2 separate regions of the Homo sapiens genome follow, and region 2 is linked to region 1. A link is a loop called in an ENCODE intact Hi-C map of the cell type or tissue named here. Cell type or tissue: chondrocyte. All regions are shown on one strand. Links, peaks and the distances in the headings refer to the core of each region. The heading gives the core; the rest is flanking DNA.

Region 1 (5,371 bases), core at 262-5,261:
GGAGACGGATTTCCCACTCCTCGGTGAAAATCTGCCTTGAAGAAGGTGTGCTCCAGAGCCAGCTGATGAAGATAGAATGTGATTAGAAAACCACAACTCGGCCGCCATCATGGTAATGATTGATGTTGGAAAGAGTCATCAGTAGATGCTAAAACTAGTGTGTGAAAATTTCATAGGTAACAGGATTTTTACATAGTCTCAAAGAACCTCTTCACAGGATACTAATTACAAAGGGTGAAGTCTTAACTTTAAAGTGAAGAAAGCTGGCAGACAACACCTTAATCAATATCAGCATCATCCATGCATGCACAGATAGACTTCATGGCCTCCCGACACGCGGCACCGAGAAGGATGCAATGGAACTTCTGCGGATTTCCTGCCCGGAATGCAAACCCTGAGTCTAACCATCGGGAAATATCAGACAAACTCCAACTGAAGAACTTTCTATCAAATACCTGGCCTGAGAGAAAGACCAGAAAGACTGAGGAATGTCCCAGATGAAGAAGACTAAAGAGATAAAAAAGATGTGACAACTGACTGCAACGCATAGTTCAGTATTTTCTTTGGTACACAAGCCTTTATTGGGACACTTGGTAAAATGGAAGTCAGGTCAGCAGATTTGATAGTAACACTGTATCCAAGCAATTCTGCTGGTTTTGAGGATTGTGCTGTCTTGAGAAAGAGAATGTCTTTGCTTTCAGGAAATACACATTGAAGTATTTAGGGGCACCAGGGGTGTTATGTCTTGGGTATCAGATTTTTTTAAATTTTCACACCAGCTTATTTTTATCCCTGTTTTCCAGATGAGAAAACTGAGGCTCAGAGCCGTGAGATGCGAGCCGGGGTGGAGGCAGCTCTGCTTGGTGCCTCTTCTCTTGCTGGTTTGTGCATCCACGACTTACCTCTGCCCATCTGCTTGGTGTGAGCAGGTGCAGCTCTGTTCTGGTCCCTGGTGTAGCCCCTGAGCCTGGCTCAACTGCCTGCCCCATGACAGGAGCTCAGTAAATACCTTCTGCGTGAAGGGCCACCATGGAACTTAGCACAATTAATATCTTGGCTTTGGGGCTGAACCTTGGCTCAAATTCCAGCTCTGCTACTCAGAAGCTGTGTAACTTTGGATAAGTTAACTAACTTATCTGGGACACAATTTTTCATATCTCATTCCTATTGCATGGCGGTTATGCTGAAGATCTAATAACACAGGCTGGGCATGGTGGCTCACGCCTGTAATCCCAGTACTTTGGGAGGCTGAGGCGGATGGATCATCTGAGGTCAGGAGTTCGAGAGCAGCCTGACCAATATGGTGAAACCCCATCTCTACTAAAAATACAAAAATTAGCCAGGTGTGGTGGTGTGCACCTGTAATCCCAGCTGCTCGGGAGGCTGAGACAGGAAAATTGCTTGAACGCAGGAGGTGGAGGTTGCAGTGAGCTGAGATTGCACCATTGCACTGCAGCCTGGGTGACAGAGCAAGACTCCTAAAAAAAAAACAAATCTAATGACACAATGATGCGGATAAAGTGCTTACTGCAACACCTGGCCTGGCACAGAAGTGCAGTTCACATTTACTGAATGAATGAGTGAGCAGGTTAGTGAATGAATGAAAGGTTCAAGTGACCTCTACCTCCGGGGGACGCTAGCTTGCCCTTCAGCAGTATTTATCGGAAGTGCCAGGGAGAGATTTGCTTGGAAATTTAATTGAACAAATGATGCATCCCCATCATCTGTGTGCTTCTGCGTGTCCTTCCTGCTCTCTCTCCCACCCCGTGGAAGCTCCGGGCAGCAGCCCCTGCCTACCTCATCCGTGTCTTTCCCCAGCACACACACACTGTCACGCGCGGCCGGCACACACGCCTCCTTGCTGACAACTCCTCCTGTTTCTCTTTAGGACGTATTGGCTAGGTGTGTCCCGGTGCCAGGTCATACCCAGGGCACTGAGCGACTGTGGCTTCTGATTTTGTCTGCCCTGCACCTCTAATTTCTTCCCCTGTGGCCCCCCAATCTTGCTTATGGACGGGGCTCCCTTGGCTCGGTCATCCTCCTCCTGGAGCTCCCCTGGGCTCCTCTCCAAGGTGCTCCTTGCTCCCAGCTGCAGGAAGCCCGCATCCTCTGGCTCATGGGCCAGGCTGGTGGTGCCTGTCCTTTGACGGTGCAGCACCTGCACTCTCGCACTGCTGCCCGAGCCCAGTGAGGCCAGCCCACCCTGCTTTCCTTACGAGCACGAGGTACTCGTGCCCTATTGACTTCCTCTGCTAACTGGGACTGGAGAGGCTGGCAGCTCAGGACGTCCGAGGCGGCTGCTGGGTTCTGCAAGCCGGACACCAAGCGGGCGCCACATCTCTGCCGGCCAGGAGGTGGTGCTGTCCCCTGGTTTATGGCCCGAGGTGAAGGCAAGTAGAGACTCTCCTGCTTGTCCTGAAAATGCTGCCTTAAGATCAAGGGAAAACAATAGGTATTTGAGCCAGTTATCTAGAAGGAAAAATCAAATCAAATCAATGAGCGCAGGCCTCTATTCAGGTCCTGCATCCGAGCTTTGAGGACCCGTCTTAGAGTGAGGAAGGGACTTCTTTGAGCCCTGCCTGGAAATCCTGTGGGAAAGGATGGCAGGGCTGAGACTCAGGGCTGCTTTTCTGAGAGACGGAGACGGCAGCTCTGGGCTGTGCACAGTCCCTGCCTCTTGCCCAATGCCCCTAGGAAAGTGACGGGGCCACCCGAGCCTCAGGTCCTCACCTGAGAAATGGAGATAAAAGTTCAGGCGCCGTGGCATGGTCGAGGCGTGGTCGGGCTCCGTGGCGTGGTTGGGCGCCGTGGCGTGGTCGACGGCTATAACTGAGCCTGTGAACATGCGGCGTGGTCCTGGCCTGCTGCCTGGGACACCCCTGCTTCGACTGGGATGTTGGTCCTGTTGCTATGGTCAGAGACTGTGGGGGCTCTGAGATACGCTTGTCACTGAGAGGGGCTTTGTTGGAGGATGCAGCCCTCTTGATGTCTAGGGGAGTGGGCCTGACATTTATGGAGCACCTGCCGTGTTCAGGGACCAAGTGCACACAGATGAACACCCAACCCCGCCTCTCAGACTCACAGGGGTAAGCGTGTCCTGCTCCCTCTGGAGTTTCTGGGGAACGTGGGCAGAGTGTGGTCTCTTCTGTCCCAGGTGCGTTGGAGGAAATGACTTTTGAGCTGAGTGTTAAGGGACAATTAGGATTTCTTAGGGGGAAGTCGTGTGGGAAGGGCATTTGACAGAGGGAACAGCCTAGGTGGAGGTGTGGAGGCAGGAAAGCATCCTGCATGGCTGAAGGGCTGCGGGGCAGCCTGGAGGAGGAGGACAGGCGGTGTGTGGTGGGTCCCTGCAAGTGTGGGCATCGCCCTAGGCCCATTAGTGCAGGCTGGGGTGTTCTTTAAGCCAGGGCAAAGAAATCCCTGACAAGGAGGGACAAGTGCAGGCTGCGCCAGTGTTTGCTCTCCTCTGAAAAAGGGTGGAGGCCACTGGCGAGGTTCCAAGTGGCTTTTCTCAGAGCTCAGAGATCTCAGCCTGAAAGTGCAGAAAGGGAAAGAATCCTCAGATTCAGCAAATCTACTATTTATGTCTCTTCTCTTCCTGCTCCTTTTTTTTTTTTTTTTTTTTTTTTTTTTTTTTTTTTTGAGATGGGGTCTTTCTCTGTTGCCTAGGCTGGAATGCAATGGCGCGATCTTGGCTCACTGCAACCTCTGCCTCCCAGGTTCAAGCAATTCTCCTGCCTCAGCCTCCCGAGTAGCTGGGATTACAGGTGCCTGCCACGATGCCCAGCTAATTTTTGTATTTTTAGTAGAGAAAGGGTTTCGCCATGTTGGCCAGGCTGGTCTCAAACTCCTGACCTCAAACGATCTGCCTGCCTCAGCCTCCCAAAGTGCTGGGATTATAGGCGTGAGCCACCATGCCCGGCCTTCTGCTCCTTTCTTTTCATTTTTATTTTTTTTTGGCGATGGAGTCTTGCTCTGTTACCCAGGCTGGAATGCAGTGGTGAAGTCACAGCTCGCTGCAACCTCAACCTGCTGGCCTCAAACAATTCTCTGGCCTCAGCTTCCCGAAGTGCTGGGATTATGGGTGTGAGCTGCCGCACCCGGCCATTGCTTCATGGTTTCTCCCTCTGGTCTCAAGGCCTGGGTGTTTTTTCTTTTCCTCCGATGCTCTCTGCAGCTTCATGCTTGGGCAGGCGACTTGCGGAGCTGTTTTTGCTCTGGGTTCCTGGGCCTGGGGCCTAGGGTACCTCTGTCCCTCGGACACCTCAGTCTTATGCTCAAAGAACCACCCCTAGACTTCAGAGGCGGTCACGGGAGGTGGTCTTAGGCCCCAGGCCCCTTCCGATGCCTCCTCTGTGCTTTCTCCCGCCCGCCTGCGCCCACCACCCAGGCAAGGTTAAGTTTGTAAAAGCTCCTTTTGAATCTCCCAGAGTTTTATCTGGAGGGCCGTCTAAATCACTTCGGAGGCTGTTGGCTGAACTCAGTAAATAAACACAGGGAGCCCTGGGGGCACTGTGACTTACGGTCTCCTTGTCATTTACCCCAGAATGCACATCAGCGAACAGTGCCTGCCATTCTAAGGGGCTCTTTGACTCTGAACACACACAGAGTCTCCTCCTGGGCTGATTCCCTGCACGCTGGCATTTGGCTTTCTGTAGAGAGCCAGCATCAGCCATGGCCAGGGTTAATTCACTATGGTGGGGACAGTGCCAGGGTTGTCTGGGCTCAGGACCCAGGGATGGTGTGGCTGCCCCCATGCGTCCATATGGAGGGCAGGAGGGATCTTGCTGGTGGGAGCAGGATTTAAATGCTTCGAGGTGACACAGGGCAAGATGACTGTCCCCAGTCACGAAATCATCTCACTGGAGTGCTTGGGGGAGGGGGCAGGGCCAAGCGTCCGCCTTGCCTCGCAGAACAACATTTTGGTTTTCACACTCACCACTGAAAAGTCATTAAATTGAAAGGAAACCTGTGCCCCGTTCCCTCCGCAGTCACGCCAGCGCCGTCCCCAGGCACCTCACAGTGTAGCTTTTGTTCAGGAGTCCGGAGTGTAAAATTGGAGTGGCAGATTGTCGGTGCACACATTTAGAATTTCCTGGCTTTCATCAGCTGCGCCACTCAAATGACAATATTTAATCCCAAATGTTTCCTTCCCTTACCCTACCCCCCCATTTCATGAGTCAGAGGGCTTCCCCCCACATTTGCAAAGTAGACTTCTCTTCCATTTCTTCAACCGTAATGAAAAGTATATTTACGATTTTTTTCCCCTATGTATTTGTGATTATACAAACTCTCCTGAACATTTTAAGGGGCCTTTCTTAGGAGAAGTTGACTTCCTGGTTTTGAGTTGAATGTAACTCTCCTTTGCTGG
Region 2 (5,371 bases), core at 181-5,180, 460 kb after region 1:
TGCCCAGTCCATTCTCACATGAAAGCAAGAGATCCTCTTAAAATATAGTCAGGTCTGGTTCCTCCTCTGCTCAAAATCCCACAACGAGTCAAAGCCAAATTCCCACAATGTCTATAATGATGGTTCTCATATGCTTTCCCCAGGGGACATTTGGCAGTGTCTAGAGGCAGTTCTGGTTGTCACAAACGGGGAGCGGGGGATGCTACTGGAATCTGGTGGGTAGAGGCCAGGGGTGCTGCTGAACATCCTACAACACACAAGACAGCACCACCACAGAGAAGCAGCCAGCCTAATATGCCAACAGTGACAAAGCTGGGGAGGCTCGACACATTCCAGGCAGACAGCTGTCACTTGCTGTCTGCCTGCAGTAGTGAATGGGGTGGGGCATTCTTGTGTAATCTGACAGAAAGTGACCAAACTTATTTGTTCTTATCTTTGCCATCTCTACTGCATGTAGGAGGGGCCAGGAAAGATGATTGCTTTCAGTTAGGAATGCATTGAGCTGCAACTAAAAACTCAACCGTGACTTGCACAAATCAATGCATCAGTGCTCTTTTTTTTTTTTTTTTTTTTTTTTTTTTTTTACTTTTTCCCCACATAAATGCTTGGAGATACTTCAGGGCCATTATGCTCACCTAAAAGTGTCATCATGGATCCATGTCCTTGGGACTTCCTGCCCTGCCATCCTTGACAATTGACCATCATGGTCCTTGTCACTGGATGGATTCAACGATCCAGGCATGAGGAAGGGAAAGGGGGAAGAGCACAAGACCAACCATGTCTTTCTCTTTTTAAAATGTGTTTCCAAAATCTCCACCCAGTTGCTTCCACTAATGAGACTCTCTGGAAAATATAGATTTCAGTTTTGCTATCCTAAACAAAACCCCTTAGTGAAAATATCAGGAGGGAACCATCAGCATTTGAGATGCTTCACAAACACTGCCTACAGCCAAAAGAGCACTTTATGGGCTTCTGGTTAAGATGAACTTGTTCTTTCTTGAGGTCCTCTCACTCTGTCTGTGGAACCATTCTCCTCCTGGTCAGCTTGTCTCTAAAACTCAGCATCACATGGTCAGTGCTTAGTAAGAATACATCTTTTTCCTGAAGGAAAAACTTCATCATAGAAGTGCAAGGTTACAACAGATCCTCAAGGTCACCCACTTTTCCTAGGTAACATCTTGGATCAGCATTTACCTAAAATACTTCCAGTAATGGGGACTCACCAACTTGAAAGACATCTCCAACCTCAGGGGAATCTCTGTTTCTTCATATCCAGCTAGAATTTTCCAACCTTGATCTCCACTCATTGCCTCCACTTCCATCCTTGAGGAGATGTAATCTTCACTGGTCCCAGGTTACAGAAGCCCTGGATGGTTAATGGCCCAGGAGGGATGCCATCCTTAGTTTACATTTGAGGACACTGAGGTGCTGGCTGTGAGCTTCAGATGTAGACTTCTTGGTAATTGAGTGTTCTTTCTACTAAAATCATAGAGCACAAGGGCAGACCACACCCTACCCATCTCCAGACGTTCACACAATAGCAGAGCAGGGTCTTGGCGCAAGCTTGCAGCCCACACATGTACTGCACCCTACTGTGGCCTGGAATGAGGCTTGGTCTGGGGCTACATTTATGAAAAACACAGGTCCTGACTTGGTGGGATCCCCAGCCTGGTTGGCAAGGATGATGAGTATGGCAGGTGAGCTGGGTGCTTTGAGAACATGGTGTAAGTGGATGTAATCTGGCCTGGGGGCACCACAGAGGGCTTCCTGGAGTCAGTGACGCAGTTTGTGTCCACAACCTCCCCTTACTAAGGATATGATGACACCCTGTGCTTCCAACCAGGGGCTCAACTCTTACGATTCCTACTGGGGTATTCCTGCATGCAATCTTCCCAGAGTTGATCGGAAGAAGGTGGCCTGAAATGGCACCCTTATAGGTGAGAAATGTTCTAAATCTAGACAGTTGTGATGGTTGCCCAACTCTCAGAATATGAGAAGAACCATGGCATTGTGCTCTTTAAATGGGAGTATGTTATAGTGTGTGAATCATATCCCAATAAAGATGTGTTTAAAAAAATTTTTTTTTTTTTTTAGACAGGGTCTTGCTTGCTCTGTTGCCCTGGCTGGAGTGCAGTGGCAGCATTGATCTCCTGGACTCAACAGATCCTCCCATCTCAGCCTCCCGAGCAGCTGGGACTACAGGGGGATGCTACCACACCCAGCTAATTTTTGTATTCTCTATAGAGATGGGGTCTCACTATGTTACCCAGGCTGGTCTTGAACTCCTGGGCTAAAGCAATCCTTTTGTCTCAGTCTCCCAAAGTGCTGGGATTATAGGCATGAGCCACCATGCCTGGCCAAGATTTTATTCTCTAATCCACACCTGGTTAACTCACAAAACCCAGCCGTGTTCATTCTGCCCAGTGGTGGTCTCTCTGGGAGTGGACAACTCAAGCCCCTGCAGTGGAGCCCCTCACTCCGAGCTCTGCTCATCTCTTTCCCATCAATTAGCAACTTGGCCATCACCTCCTCCACCCACGAGAACCCCTGTACTCCTCTGACAGCCTCACAGATTATTTGGAGGCGATGCTGGGGACATTTGGACAGCAGTCAATTCTCTTTTCTGCTCCAAGGGTGGTCCTGGACCAGCAGCGCCAGCATCCCCGGCTGGGGGTGGGGGTGGGGGTGGGGGTTGGGGGCGGGGGTTAAAAATGCAGAACCCCAGGCCCCACCCTTGATATGCTGAATCAGAATCTTCATTTTAACCAGCTCCCCAAGTGGTTGGAATGTACATGAAAGCTGGGGAAGCCTCACTCCAGGGAGCCTCTTCTCAAACCAGGCTGCACACTGGGACCTTTAAGGAATAGACGTGGGACTCCTACCTCCAGAGACTGGGGTTTCATTGCTTTGGGGACATCCCCTGTATGGCAAAGTGGCAACAGTCCCCAGGTGATTCTACCATGCAGCCTAGGTTGAGAAGCTCTGATCTGGTGCACACAGAAATTTTGCTTTACATGGTTATTTTGTCTAAAGCCAAAGCGGTTCATTAATCCTCATGTTGTCTCAACCCGTCAAAACCCAGCCTGACAAATCCCTGCCGCAGGTCTCCCCCGCACAGCACCGGCTCACTCATGTCATTTCATCTTCACCGAGCAATCTCTGCCCGCCATTGTTAAACTTGGCCCTGGCCACACTGGGGTTCACGGCGATTGTCCAAATACTGAACTTCAAACAAACAGAAAGAAAATAACACTTGCTAATCGTTTGTGATAAGCTGCCTTTATCAGCCCCCTTTGCTCCCGGTTGGCACGGCTGGTCAGATGGCTCTCGGTGACATGCCGTGCGTAAACACCACCTGTTTGTGCAGGATGACACTGGGCTGCTCCTGCTACTGGTGTTATCGCGAGGAAGCACTAGGTTGGGTGTGTGAGCATTTGGATGAAGCTCGGAGAGTATGATAACAGCGCGTTGGACCTGCCCCAGGGGTAGCTGTATCACAGCCTCGGGGCTTTGTTGAGACCTGCTGGGTTGTTGCTTCCTGGAAGGTAGATCGCTGAGAAAGGGACTTTCACTTCTTCCTGCCTCGGTGGCTCCCTTTCCAGTGTCTAGACTTTGCGTTCACAATGGCAAGGGCCTTCCGGATTCCATTCTCCATTTGCTGCCAGTTTCCAAAGCTGCATATCTAAATTGGGATTTCCTGGATTCCCAGAGTCTTGGGTTGGAAGGGGCCCTTTTTGGGCGAGTGGTCAGAATGCACTGTCTGAAACCAAGCTGTCCCCTCTCCCTGCCGCGTCTGAGCCTTATGTGCTGGGACGTATGTCTGAGAACAGAAAGGTTGCTTCTCATTTCCAGGGTGCCCTTAGGAGTGATTTTGTACAATGGTGGCAGCAGCCTTTGCCGTCATTCTCTGGGTTTTGCTCTGCAAAGCTGGTTTGCAAGTTCTCTGAGATGGTGGAGAGTCTAGAGCTCTTTCTCCTCGTGCCTTAAGGTGCATTTGAGTCCCCCGGGATCTCATTAAACTGCAAATTCCGGTTCTCTGTGTCTGGGGTGGGCCTGGGATTCTGATTTCTGACAAATTCCGGGTGATGCTGCTGCTGTTGCTGCTGCTGTGTGGATGACACCTTAGTCGGGAGAGAGATCCCAGACTTCATTTTCTTGAGGCTGAAATCAAAGAGAGAGGAGTCAATGTGTCCCTTTCCCACCTGTCGTTCTTTGAAGACTCCAGGTTCTTGTTTGGGCTCCAGCTAAGGGTGGATGGGCTGTGAAAAGGGTTACAGTGATGGTTCCCTAGGTTAGTGACTGTCAACAAGCCATACCTGCAGGGATTCCCAGCCCTGCACAGTCCCCTCTCCTTGAATCCAGCTGGGATTATGACCCACTTTGACTAATAAGAGGGCTGGCAGGGGGCTGTGCCCATTCCAAGTCTCTATTTTAAGAGGTCCTAGAAGCTTCTGCTTTTGCACTGTGGGACCCAGTTACTTGCAGAGGCTAAGGCAGGAGGATCATTTGAACCTAGGAGTTCAAGGCTGCTGTGAGCTATGGATTGCACCACTGCACTCTAGCCTGGGCAACAGAGCAAGACCCTGTCTCCAAAAACTAAAATAAAAGAAGAAAAGAAAAAGATTAAAAAATCAGTAACATAAGCTTCCACTTTAAGAAACCAGAGAAAGAAGAGAAATTCAAGCCTAAAGCCAGCAGAAGAAAAAAAATAATAAAAAATTGAGCAGAAATCAAGGCAATTGAAAACAGGAGAACCGCAGGGACAATCCGTAAAACCTGCAGGGATCCTTTGGAAAGCTCAATGCAACTGATCAACTTCTAGCCAGGCAAACAAAAAGAAAAAGAGAGAAGGCACAAATTACCAATATCAGAAAGGAAAATGAGGTCATTACTCTTGCTCCAGTGGCCACTGATGGGATAAAAGGAATAATGCAAGCAACTCATTACCCACAGATTTGACAACTTAGGTGAAATGGACCGAGTACCTTGAAAGATAGGAACTGCCAGGAGAGGCAGCAGAGCCCGATTAAGGGCCCAGAGTGGAAACAGTGTCATTTCCATCATTCTATTGGTCAAAGCAGTCACAGGACCTGCCCATGCCAGGTTCAAAAGGGAAGACGGGCAAGGTCTTGCTGCACAGGGGCTTATGGGGTGGGTCATATTGCTGTGTTCCTCTCTGGGAAATCCAACCCACCACACTTACGTTTCTCTTCTTCTAGGAGGCCCTCCTGATCACTCCTCCAGGACCCTCCCCTATCTTGGTCATAGAAACGTTTAGTAATATCTATGAAATCAGCATTTCTTAGCCTTGGCTGCATGACAATATTGTCCGGGGAACTTTTGACAAATACCCACACCTGGACCCTGCTTC

The links. Peaks named below come from ENCODE experiments on the same cell type or tissue, not always from the same donor. Only the 100,000 strongest peaks of a DNase experiment are listed, where the experiment ranks them.
Region 2: a loop joins it to region 1, with 2.4 times the contacts of the local background. A loop is called at or near these places in 3 of 110 quality-filtered maps.

The regions. Positions count from the first base shown.
Region 1 is chr16:87,275,784-87,281,154 of GRCh38, reverse strand. All of the region lies in intron 3 of LOC101928682 (a long non-coding RNA gene), which reads left to right. Among named protein-coding and RNA genes, the nearest start is that of C16orf95, 39 kb to the left of the region's middle. RefSeq lists an enhancer at 1,607-2,112. In chondrocyte, for the core only: CTCF peaks have their summits at 2,147, 2,349 (motif pointing right) and 4,789; a DNase peak (open chromatin) is centred at 2,295.
Region 2 is chr16:86,817,128-86,822,498 of GRCh38, reverse strand. No RefSeq gene overlaps it. Among named protein-coding and RNA genes, the nearest start is that of LINC02188, 98 kb to the right of the region's middle. In chondrocyte, for the core only: CTCF peaks have their summits at 2,594 and 2,793; no DNase peak of the experiment used is centred there.